Regions from separate parts of the Mus musculus genome. Here region 1 is linked to region 2. The links are chromatin contacts, found by POLR2A ChIA-PET in ENCODE. All regions are on one chromosome and are shown on one strand. The core of a region is the stretch at or near the end of the contact, and the rest is flanking DNA. Distances in the headings are between cores, read along the strand shown. Region 1 holds the start of Grasp (GRP1 (general receptor for phosphoinositides 1)-associated scaffold protein). Region 2 has its middle 9.2 kb from the start of Acvr1b.

Region 1 (6,412 bases), core at 1,434-3,933, 60 kb after region 2:
GAACAAGACACCTGCTTCGACATAAGTTGCAGACGAAGTATAGATTTCTCAGGAGCAGATCCACAGGGGATTTGCTAAGAGGCATGAGGAGGTAAGGGACATTCTGGAGAGGCAGGAGGCCTGGGTAAGGCTAATTGGAGGAGGGGAACAGATGCTAGGCAAGGGGCGTGGCATAAGAGGAGGTGGGGCAGAGAAGGCTGAGCTCTGGAGCCGTGCTGTGGAGTACTTTTAACCGGCAGCATCTCCCTCCTCACAACTTCCTCAGTGTGAACTCAGTTACCAGCTCACTACAGATCCTCCTGGAGGAACAAATGCTGTATGGGATCCCAAAATATGGCAAGGTTTCCAGGTGGCGCCGAGCACCAGACGGCTTTGAGTCTGGAGATAGTTCCACCACAAGGCTCACGACCAGCAGAGGGTGCCACCATCCCACAGGGAGGCACCCAGGACTCTCCAATCCTCCCTGGAGAAACTGTGGAACCGCAGAGGAATCAGGCAGTCCGCTCCCCAGCTGCCAGCTGCTGAATTAGCAGTCTTTGTCAAGAGTCCTGGGTTCCTAAATCCATTCCGGGGCAGTCTTTCCCTCTCTGACTGCTGTCTCAGGCAGGAGGGCTTGGACCACACACGTCTTTTCCAGAACATGAGGCCTCTTCCAGCTCTGAAATCCTAAGATTTGAGAAAATCATGCCAAGGACTTAGAGAAATTGCCTTTTCTGGGCTCACACTTGCTCTGGGTTTTCTAGCACCTTCTTGCTTAGGTGAGAACTTCAGCTCCCTGTGGTGGCTTCTCACCTGGAGGCAAGAGGCAATCGGACCTGCACAAACTGGGGTTGTGGGGGAAGAGGTGTTTACCTCTAATCAGCACAAAGGACTTCTGTCAACAGGGCTGTTAGATACGCATTCACTAATCCTCCAGAGTAGGCAGGTGGCACCTTCATAGGTGGCACAGGATCTCGTTGGGGGTGTGTGGGGGGAGGGTCCTTTCGTGGATAAGAACTAGAATGAACGCAATACAAACTTTTCTGTCTTCTACCTTCGTAACTCCCCACCCCCTCCCCCACTACAGATGCCGTCTGTCAGGCAACAGACGGTCCAGGGGTCCATCTGTGTTAATGCTCTCAATAAGAGTCCCATGTTTCTCCACTGACTCTCCCTTGGCCCCTCAACCGATGGCCACTTGGTGGTTAAATCAGGGAGAGAAGCATTAAGGGAGACATCTTAGCTAACATAGTCCCTAAGCCACCCTTCCCACTTATACTTCTTGTGTAGTGAGGGCACAGGGGCCTGGGTGAGAGTAGGGGGCTGGAGGAGGGGAGGCAAGACACAAGGAGACAGCCAGACTGATGAACGGGTAGAAGAAAGTCTTTTCTGGCCTCTGAGATATGGCCTTCTGGCCTCTGCTCCCCCATGGTATGGGTCTTACACAGCACATGTACAGCATGCAACCGGCTCCCAGACCAAACACCTCTGTCACACCAGTGCCTAGCCAGCCCCTGGCACAGAGTCGGGCTCAACCTCACGATGAAGCATTGAAGTCAGCATCACAGAGTAAGGCAGAAGTTCCAGAATGGGGCTGCCTTGTTTGGACTGTCAACTTGGTCACTGAGCAACCCTCCTAGCAAGGTGCTTTCTGTCTGGGTTTCAGTTTCCCCCTCTGGGAGGGATGATAATGGTACCTGTTTCATAAGGTTTGTAATGATGTATGTAAAGAGCACGCGTGGTGTCTCATGTCCGAATGTGGAGCCCCAGGCTCCGTCTGTGGTGGCTAGACAACCAACTGCTTCCCTCTTTTGCTTCTTATTTGGGCGCCACTGACGACAGACTTGGGCTGTGGGTCATCCCCGCCTCTCCCACAGCCTGGCAGCCATGGTAACAAAGAGCTTGAGGGATGGTATCTAAGACAGGACTAGAGAAAGGCTCAGCGCCGGTCATGCCCCAACTCCGAGGATCTACTCACCTACTCTGGGCATATTCCAAACCCCAGGTGAGGAACGAGAGCCTTAACTCCAGCATCCAGAGTGGAGAGGTGATTTCAAGCCTTGGGGTGGCCCCAGTAGGGCTCGGATTTAAACCTGCTTGCAGGTTTCCACAGCTTCCCTTTCTCCTAGCCCTGGGAAAGGAAGGCTGCTTTAGTTATCTCTTCTACCATGCAGGTGGGAAGATGGACCCCTTAGCCCCTCACTCCCCGGGAGCTTCCACTGGGTGAATTCAGAGGTGTACCTCTCTCCCAGTTCCTTCTTCAGAAACCCCAACCCTCCCCTGCGCAGCCCCGGCCTCCCCCTCTCCAGTCTAGGGCTTCCTGCAGTCTGACCCACTGCTACCCTGACCTCAAAGCTTCCCCCAGTTTATTTACCACCACTCCTTATTGTGCCCCCATCTCCACGAACCACTAAGGCCATCATTCATTCCCTAACTTCATCCAATGTACGTTCACAGACTGCTTCCAGGTAGCATATAAACCCCTGCTCTCCCCAAATGTCCTGTCCCTCCCGCTGCCGTGGGCAGCTAGATTTCCCCCACTGAGCGCCCAAGTCCCCCAGAGTGTCCCAGAGCCTGGCTGATGGCTGCGCACTGTGGGCGGGGCTCCCCATAGCGGTCCCCCCCTGGAGGCGGTGCCTGCGTGTCGGGGGGCGAGGCCACTGGAGGCCGCTCCCCACGCCTCTCGGGAGTCTATAAAGCAAGGCTACACGCGGCCCGCTGGGCTGGCGTCCCAAAGCCGTCCCTAACACCATCAAGCAGAGAGAGCGCGGCCTCTGAGGGGCGCCGGACGCCGGAGCCATGACCCTCCGCCGACTCAGGAAGCTGCAGCAGAAGGAGGAGGCGACTGCCGCGCCGGACCCCGCTGGCCGGGCTCCCGACTCCGAAGCCGCTCGCGCCGCCCCGCTACCCTCCGGCCCTCCGGCTGCCGCCGCTCCGCCCGGAGCCCCCGGGGAGGAGCTGTACGCAGCACTGGAGGACTATCACCCTGCCGAGCTGTACCGCGCGCTCGCCGTGTCCGGGGGTACCCTGCCTCGCCGAAAGGTGCGTTACTTAACCTGCATCCCCAGATTCGGTACCCTGCCTTCTTCCTTCCGCAGGATACACTCACCCGCAGCAGCGCCGATGACTGCCACATTCCCCGGCCCTGCGACCCTGGGCCACCCGCCTTGCTCCGCCCAGAAGGTGCAAACCTGCCCACTCGGGTCTCAGAAGGCTGTAGCCCCCGCCATCACAACGCCCCCAGTTCGGGTGGCTCTCCGCTCCATTCCCCACACGCGGATGCCCCATCTCCTCCCACTCTCTTGCCTTAACTCCGCCCCAGCACCCCCTTTCTACAGCTTGCTCCATCTGGCTTTCTGCCGCCTCCTGCTCCGCCTGCGGGTGTCCAGAAGTCTAAAAACTCTCAGGACCCTGCCGCCCAAGCACCTTCTCAAGTTGGAGCAGGGATAGAGAAGGAACCTCACCACTTGCCTCGAACAAGTTGAGGGTCCTGGAGCCCTGGGCGGGAGAGAGATTAATGGCCCCTTAGAAGTAGTGCTGCGAATTCCCAAAAACTCCCCCTCCGCAGGAACACTCGGCTTCTTGGGCTCAGGGCCTCGTGCTTTGTACCGCATCTTAGATGCGGGATGTGAAAGCGTAGCTCTTCTAACTTCAGCCAGGACCGGACGCTGTGGGAGAGTCACAGGGCAGGAAGGATGCGGGCCGCACCCGCCCTCTGCCCTAAGTCTCCCTCTAAGTGAAACTCTTCCTCTGGCCTGAGAGAACCTGAGTCTTCAGATGCTGAGAGCCAAGACCCAGGTTAAAGAGAAAGAATGGGTAGCCCTTCCCTATGCGGCCCCCTCCTTCTCTCATGGTCCCTGGCTCCCCCTACACACAATGAACAGCTTGTTGAGAACTTGCATTTTATGAAAATCGGGTTGAAAAACAAAGGGGTCTCTCTGTACTGACCGGTCCTTCCTTCTTGGCCTATTTGGATACTGTCCCCACCCAGAGGTTAGTCTGCTTCTGGAGGAAGAGGGTCCCCTTCTCTTCCTTGCTTTAGGGTAGCTTATGGGGGTAGAGAGTGTTAACAAAAGCACAGACCAGGAAGGCCTCAGGCAGTTTGGCACTTGGGGAAAGGGTTGGTCCCAGATGAGACTTCCTCCAAGAACTAAAATCTTAGGAGGGACAGAGGTTGTTTTTAGGTTATCTGGGGTCCGGAAGAGTTCAGGACATTCTAAAAAAAAAAACAAAAAAAGCTCCCAGTTTTTCAAGCATAGTGAGACAAGTTTGATTCTGAGATTTACTTGTTTTTATTTATTCAATAATTATTTTGTTCTAGAAAAAAATTCATGGCAATATCAAGAGACTCAGGTTTGGAGGGCATACAGCCAGCTTCATCTGGAATCTACTGTCCCACCTACCCCCAAGCAACCTGTTCTTAGGAGATTTGGCACCTCTGTCACATTCAGGCTGTCATTGCCAGGCCCCTGGCTCTCTGCTCTCCTGAATACTGGGTCTGCTTGAACCATTAAATGGACAGACTCAGCTGGTGGGAATCTGTAGAGTAAGAACCCTAAGTCTATGGCTTCCTTCTTCAACTCGGGGAAGCTCCTGCCTCAGCTTTTGGGGCCCGGAAGGTCTGGACCCATCAGACATGATGCCAGTGGTGAGATTATTCTAGAGTCACAGGCTTCTCCAAGCTGGTTAGCAGAGGTGGAGTTTACTGATCTAGAACCCAGAATAGATGTGACCCTGAGGTCCCAGGGACCGTGTGAACTCTGGGAGTGATAACAGCAGCTACATTTGGCAAATAGTTAAATTAGCGCCAAAGCAGAGGTGTAGCTAGGAAGGAAAAGACAGGCAGCAGGAAGTGGGGTGCTGTGTCAGAGTTGGGCTCAGGTGAGAGTCCTTCCAGAAAGGGTTCCTCAGCATCTGCCCCAGGATAGCTCCTTGTCAGCATCTGCCCCAGGATAGCCCCTTGTCGGCATCTGCCCCAGGATAGCCCCTTGTCGGCATCTGCCCCAGGATAGCCCCTTGTCGGCATCTGCCCCAGGATAGCCCCTTGTTGGCATCTGCCCCAGGATAGCCCCTTCTCGGCATCTGCCCCAGGATAGCCCCTTGTCGGCATCTGCCCCAGGATAGCCCCTTGTCGGCATCTGCCCCAGGATAGCCCCTTGTCGGCATCTGCCCCAGGATAGCCCCTTGTCGGCATCTGCCCCAGGATAGCCCCTTGTCGGCATCTGCCCCAGGATAGCCCCTTGTCGGCATCTGCCCCAGGATAGCCCCTTCTCAGCATCTGCCCCAGGATAGCCCCTTCTCAGCATCTGCCCCAGGATAGCTCCTTGTCAGCATCTGCCCCAAGATAGCACCTTCTCAGCATCTGCCCCAGGATAGCCTTTTCATTGTCTTCTGACTGTTTTACCACCCAGGGCTCAGGATTCCGTTGGAAGAATTTCACTCAGAGTCCTGAACAGCAACGGTGAGTCACCCCCACCCAAAGTCCCTGCTGTCCAGAAAAGTGAGGTGGTGGGGGTGGGGATGGAGCATCTCAGCCCAGCCCCCTAGGAGGCATCTCCCATCCTTGAGCATGACTTCCCCACTGGGATTGAGGGGCAGGTGGGGGTGTGGGCTGTGTGAAGGGGCGGCAGAACAAGGGGGGCTCTTCTGAGTCATTAGGTGCTCCTTAACCACCCCCAATCAATGCCAGTTGTGTCTTTCTGGAAGAGCTGGATTAGTGAGAGGTGGGGGTGGGAAGGAGAAGATACCATGGAAGTCCCCTAACTCGTGCTCCTTGGCTTATTCCCTGAGCCCACCCAGCCCCGCAGGCCCAGACCATGGGCATTCTGTGACCAGATGTTTGAGTCTGATGGGTTTTATGAATCAGGCTTTTAGTCTTACATTGGTGCTATGCCATAGCTGCAGTTTGGGAAGGCTCTGAGATCTGGACAATGGACAGGCGCTCATCCTAGGACCTGGGGCTCAGGTTCCCTTTTTGCCTATGTCTCATGCCCAAGACCCTGGCTTCCCCTGACATGGTTCTGCAAACTGTGACCTCCTGGCCAGGTTGGTCTGTTTGGCCCTTTAACTAAGAATCTGATGATATATGCTCACACATACATTTGTTGTTGTTGTTGTTGTTGTTGCTGTTGTTGTTGCTGTTGTTTTGCGTTTTGAGACAGGGTCTCTCTACAGAGCCCTGGTTGTCCTGGAATTCAAGAGATCCCCCTGCCTCTGCTTTCCAGGTGCTGGGCTTAAAAAAAGGCATGCACCACCGTGCCCAGCTTATTTCAATATCTTAAAGGGTTATAAAAACAAAGAATAATATATGACAGAGGCCATACAGGGCCCACAAAACCTAAAATATTCGCTATCTGGCTCTTGCCAGTAAAAGTTCGCAGACCCTTCCAGGAACCCAGAAAGCACTGGGACAGACAGAGAACTTCCACTGCTC
Region 2 (5,819 bases), core at 746-3,245:
AATTTCTTTGGATTCTAAGTCAGGTGAGAGTGCTGGAACCCTGAACACCATATTGTGATCAGTGTTGGTTGTGTCTTTCCTGAGGTCCTGCCTCTCTTCCTACAATGTCCACCAGCCATTCATTTATTGGGCTCTTCGCCCTTTTAATACTCAATTCAATCCTAATACTGCCCGGGTAAGGACCATAGTGCTATATATCTGGGCTTTCTGCGAGTTTGAGGTCTCCACAGTGTCCTCTGCTGAGCCATGGTCACCTTGAATGCCCAACAGAGTGAGCATCCTGAGTTTCAGAGATGGGGGCTTAGGCTGCTCTATCGGGAAGATCGTCGTCCTTAAGGGACATTCCCCCATTCAGATTTGCCCATATTCAATGTATTTCATTATCTGGGTTCTGATTTTATTAGTCAGGGGATGGCGTTCTGTGACTTTTAAGGCCCGTGACTCCTATGACAAGCACAGCGATCTTGGCAACTGTCGATGGAGTCTCTAGTAGATTAGTGAAGCCAGTTGTGAAGTAGGATCGTGACATCTGTGGAAGATGGTCACTGCATGGGGTTCAACCACTGGCATCACTGAAGGCAAGAAACTTAAACAAGTGTGTATGTTTTGTTTGCCTCCTAGGGAGGGAATAGAAGCCTCTTGCACACTAGACAAGCCGTCTACTCGGAAACTACATGCCTGGTGATCTAAAGACACCGCTAAGGTCACAACCCTCCAGTTCCACTAAGAACCCTCTCAGTTAGTGGCCAGAGAAGCAGGGCAGTGCTGCAAAGGCCTTTAGCAGCAGGAAGTTCCAGCACATTTAGCTGGGAGCAGGTCTAACCATTCATCTATGTCCTTGAGACAACCCTTTAGCATCAGAAGAGGCTTGGACCTCCTAAACTTTCTCCAAACCTTTGGCATCCTCTACCACGCATGCCTCAGATCAAAAACTACGAAGAGTCAAAGAGCGTCCAGCATACAGGACAGCCCTGCAAACTTGCCACTTTGGTAGAAACTAGCTTTCAGCTTGAATCCCTAGGGCAGCAAGGATCCCCTAAGTGGAGGAGGTGGGAAAGGACTGTAGATGGGGAGGGAGGTGGGGGCTGGCAGAAAGGAGGGAGGGATGTCGATGTGTGGGACTATGGCCAACTAGCTGCTTTCTCCCCTCGCTCTCCTGAGTCCCGGGCTCCTGAGCTAGCTTTCTGGCAGCCCAGCACAGCCTGAGCTGGGCCTATAGTAAGAGCTGGCTGGAGTGGCGGCGGGTATGCATGCGGGCGAGATGACGGCGGAGCAGCACTCAGTCTGCGAAGTCCAGACTTCTGTCTCTCCCACCCCCTGGGAATTTCATAAATAAACCCCTGGACCCGTTCCAAGAAGAATTTCAAGGCTTCTCGGCGTGTGGTGTGTTTCCAGAAACACAACAATTTTACATGGTGCCTGGTGTGCAGTCCTTAAGCGGCTGGTGGGGAGGAATGATGACGGCTGAGCATGCTGGAGAGGAGGGGGGCCTGTTAGAATGTTAGATTGGACCGGGTGGGTGGGGTTGGGTCTGATGGGCCCACGGAAGAAGCTGCAGTCAAGGGTGCAAAGCAATTTGAGCCTGGGCTATGCAGCTGACAGTTGTAAAACCTGGCCTCCCAGACACCCAGCCTGCCCCGGGGTTAGATTGGCTAGCCTCCTCACCCCCACCCGGGGGCTTTGGCAGGATTCTCCACCAGGTTTTTGAAAAGTAAAGGGGTCCTAAAATAGTATAAAGTAACTGCCTCATGCTCTCTCTCTGTCTCTCCCTTCTTACTCTCCCTGTTTCTCATTCACTCTCTCTCTCTCTCTCTCTCTCTCTCTCACCCCACAAAAATGAAGTTTAGAAAGAAAGGAGAGTGAGGAATGGACCCTGGTGGGGAAGGGGACACGGAACAAGAGAGAACAGGGGTGAACCTTTGTCTGTGCGTGTGTCAACACCACAGGCCCAGTGGTCATGTTGTGTATCCAAGTATGTAGCTGGGATCCCAATGCCAGAGTTTGGTCAGAGGAACATAGCCTCCCCTCCTGGACCGTGAACTGCCTGAGGGGGAGAACTACAAGCTTACTCATTCCCAGGACCTAGGCCAAGGCCCTTTGTCTCACAGACTTCAGTATGCACTCCAGGATAAAGAAACGGTAGCCTACCCACAGATTGCTAGAACACAAAACAGCAGTGGTGAGGCAAATGGCTCCAAATGGCGAACTTGATAAGCGGTGACACAGGGCTGGAGGATTCTCCCACCAACAGGAATTGAGTGACATCTGCCATGGTCAGGCCCTGAGTGATTCCAGAAAAGGCAGACAGCATGCAGAGGAGGGGAAGGCTTCTTGGAGGAGGAGTCAGTCCGGAGCTGGTGTGTTTGCTGGGTCCTAGGCTTCAAGGACAAAGACATTTGAGTGAAGAGACAGGTGGAAATCTCGGAGGACTTCACCCGGGAAAATACTGCCAGACAGGTCTCATGGATCTGAGGACAAGCCTGGATACCACCTGACTGTGGGGTGAGGTCGGAGGGGTGTATACACAGACACACCCATGAGCACACTCCAGCCAGCCTCCCTTTCTTGTCTCCTTCACCTTGAGCCTTTGTTCCACGATTCTTTCCCAGCTCAGACTGGCTCACTGCCACTTCCGGGCACCTGCCACAGGCTAGCTAAGTCACTGGCTTTTCTTGCCTTTTTAGTTCAATACAAGAGAGCCCTTCAGTAGCTCAGCTAGTCTCTATGTTGCTTTTCCTGGGACCAGATAGCCAGCCCTGGTATCATCAGCGGTAGCCAGAAGCCTGACCATATTACACCTTCCCCCCAACTACCCCCAACTCCTGCCCCTCACCCTTGTCCCCTCTCCTGCCCCCTTAACCCCCGCCCCCGCCTCTCACCTTTGCCCCTCCCCTGTCCCTGCTCCTGCCCCCTTACCCTCCACCCCTGCTTCTCCCCCACCCCCTCTGCCTACCTCACCCCCACCCCCTGACCCTTCCCCCTTAACCCCCACTCCTGCCTCCCCACCCCTGCCCAACTCCTACCCTTGTCTCCCCTCCCCACCCCACCGTTGTGCCCCCCTCCTCCCACCCCTTGGAAAAGCAGGAATTGCTATTGAGCATGATAGACCAGCAGGTAGGAGGGAGACTTTATACCAGGGGTCTTAAGGATATGAAAGGACAGGGAAGAGAAACCAGGATAACAGAGGAACTGTCAGACTGGGTATTCCCTGAATGACCTTGGGCTGGGGCTCAGTTCCTCTCCTGTATGGTAAGGAGAGTGGTGTTACTACTAAATGGTTGTGAACACAATTTGGTAAATCTTCCTAGGCAAGCTAGTGTCCAGTCTCTGGACACCATCTTTAGGTGTAAGGGGTCTGTCTGCATGAGTCCTAAGTTCTCATCATATAGAGTTATTAACTACCAGTCTGGGCAGTGTCCTCGAACAAGACACCTGTCTCTGCTGAGCCTCGGTTTCTCTACTCTAAAATAACAGAATCAAAGCTGGGCATGATGGCACATGCCTTTAGTTCCAGCACTCGGGAGGCAGCAGGCAGATTCCCGAGTTCAAAGCCAGCCTGTTCTACATAGGGCGTTCCAGGGCTACACAGAGAAATCTCGAAAGAGCAATCATAACAACAATAATAAAAATGAAATAACAGGACCAGACAAAATAACTTAAAGTTCCCTTTCAGATTTAGAACTTCATGACTCCACTCAACAAAGATGCCTGTATGTTCTGGAGAAGACAGCTGAAAAAGTGCAGAATGATCTCCAGGGACACGGGCATGCGGAAGTACAGCCAGAGCACTGGGGAAGCGTGGTCGGGAGATGAAGGCGTTATAGCACCAGCAGTCCCACAGTACTGTGACGTTCCAGCATGCAGAACAAGGGCATCAGGCTGACAGGAAGGAACTGTGAGGTCCTCCACAGCAGGAGAATGACCAGGAGAGCAATCCTGTTTGGCCAGTGGGCATGCTCAGGTGGAAACGCAAGTATGAATCACCACCGGGCTGAGGGCACAGGGCCTGTTTACCCAGGAAGCACTGGGGTGGAACCAGGTCAGTGTGAGAGTTGAAGAAAGAAAACCGTCCTCAAAAGTCCTGAGGTAGCCTCTGGGGCAGGGAGAGAGAGAAAGGAGAGCCTGGGAGGGTGTTCTTCAGGAACGCCACGCTCAGCTCCTTCCTGAGGGACCACTTGTGTACAGACTGCAGGCTGCCAACACCTCTGCTTCCCTCCATATGCTGGCTCACCTGTCTGTCCATATGCCCCCATCCTCTAGCTTCACCGACTCTAAGGGACACAGCTGCTCTCACCTCGGGCTGATGAACACGCCCAGAAGAGATAGTGCTGTCTGTCACACAGGGTTTCTGAGAGCGTATCTTTAATTTTTAGGGTTCCCGCTTGGGCCCTCAGCACTCCCTTGGACACTCTTTCTGGTTTTCTGAGTCCCTGGCTGCCAGTCTCACTGTCTCCATATCAGTACATATTATCACCTCTGTCATAGTTCTGTGAATTTATTTTACATTATTAACACTTTCTCCAAGCATACCCTCCACCATAAGCCTTGTGAGGAAATGACATCAAAGTGACTGTCTCTTGACTGGGGACATTAAGATAATCTCCTGTGCTTACACATTTTCTCTTTGCTCACCTTCTCTTTCCTGTCTCTGAAATAATAACATTCTCCCCACAGGCCAAAGCCAGCCCCTGTACCCTTTCATCTCAAGCCTACCTTCTTCACCTCTTCTTGGTCCTGACTCTCCTTTGCTCCTTCAGCTTCCTGTGCCTTTGAACTCCTATTGGCTCCTTCACGAGAGGTGAGTTAGAATCTCTCTGCGCTTGGTCAAGCAACAGAACAAAATAAGGTCATTCCTTTCACCTGGAGTATCTGAAATCCTTTTCTCCCCTCCTATTTAGTCACTATTTTTAAGTTGGATTATTTGGTTCACTTACATTTATTATAATCGTGCACATATCTGAATTTATTTTCTACTCATTATGTTCTATTTATTGCTTATTACTATTGTTGTTTTCGTTTACTTGTTTACTTCCTTGTGCTTTTCCATCCTGTTTCCTCTTCTCTTAACCTGGAAGTTGTACAATCCTTTTCTATGAGTGGATCTGTGACTCTGTAAGGCGTGCATGAAGTCCGCAATGACTTACTCTTTCTGTCTGACTCCTTTTAAAGAGACATTTTGTATGAATAGACAGTTCTAAGTTGATTTACTTTCCTTTAAGTTCTATCTGGTTGTGTCTTTTTTGGCTGCATATTTATTGGAACGCTAACTAAAGAATCTCCTGTAGTCATGGGGTGACACCTCTCATGATGATTTCTTACTTTCTTTTCTATAATACCACGCGTGGCCGAGGTTACTTGAATCTAAATAGCGAGTGATCTCCCAAACTGTCTAGATAGGGAAAATTTTACATTAAAACATACCATGGAGCTGGCTTGCATTTATGAATTCTCCTGGAAGATTTTTGCCCCACCCGATGCCAAAGTTCAAGTCAGGCAATTTCTCTGTGGTGTCTTGGGGGAATTCTCGGTCGTTAGGCTAACTATTATCTTCTGTGGGGCAGAGCTTTGTGCTGCAGAGGGTTTCTTGTTTGGATGGACCCGGGTTTTGGCTCCTCCAAGAAAACAGACCCCAAGTTTGTTTGGTGCACAAATACTCCCAAGGTGAAAGCCAGTCACCTGGCGTCCTCTCTTTCTCCTTAGGTGTTTGCTCTACGCGGCCGGGTGCTGCTGTACTTTTCCTACAAAGCTTATTTCTATTCACCACACATAGAGCAATGACAGACCAAAGGAGAGATTCCAGCCGAGTCTAGCTCGGTGAG

What was found. ChIA-PET counts read pairs that join two places held with the same protein, here RNA polymerase II (POLR2A).
Region 1: POLR2A ChIA-PET joins it to region 2 with 10 read pairs in Patski. The contact joins the promoter of Grasp here to the enhancer-like site in region 2. POLR2A ChIA-PET finds 5 or more read pairs at or near these places in 4 of 5 experiments (Patski and embryonic stem cell).

Annotation. Positions count from the first base shown.
Region 1 is chr15:101,221,524-101,227,935 of GRCm38, forward strand. It overlaps Grasp (GRP1 (general receptor for phosphoinositides 1)-associated scaffold protein), which reads left to right and starts at 2,684. Exons shown (of 8, transcript NM_019518.3): 1 at 2,684-3,021; 2 at 5,391-5,440. The coding sequence starts at 2,779. A330009N23Rik (RIKEN cDNA A330009N23 gene) reads right to left here and starts at 3,663. Exons shown (of 3, transcript NR_045328.1): 1 at 3,451-3,663; 2 at 1,958-2,110; 3 at 1-666. AU021063 (expressed sequence AU021063) reads left to right here. Exons shown (of 3, transcript NR_045996.1): 2 at 1-91; 3 at 266-632.
Region 2 is chr15:101,161,941-101,167,759 of GRCm38, forward strand. No RefSeq gene overlaps it. Among named protein-coding and RNA genes, the nearest start is that of Acvr1b, 9.2 kb to the right of the region's middle. Within about 2 kb of position 1,996, at least 1 of the 3 ENCODE cell types and tissues checked has a DNase peak (open chromatin) inside an H3K27ac peak, as active enhancers do.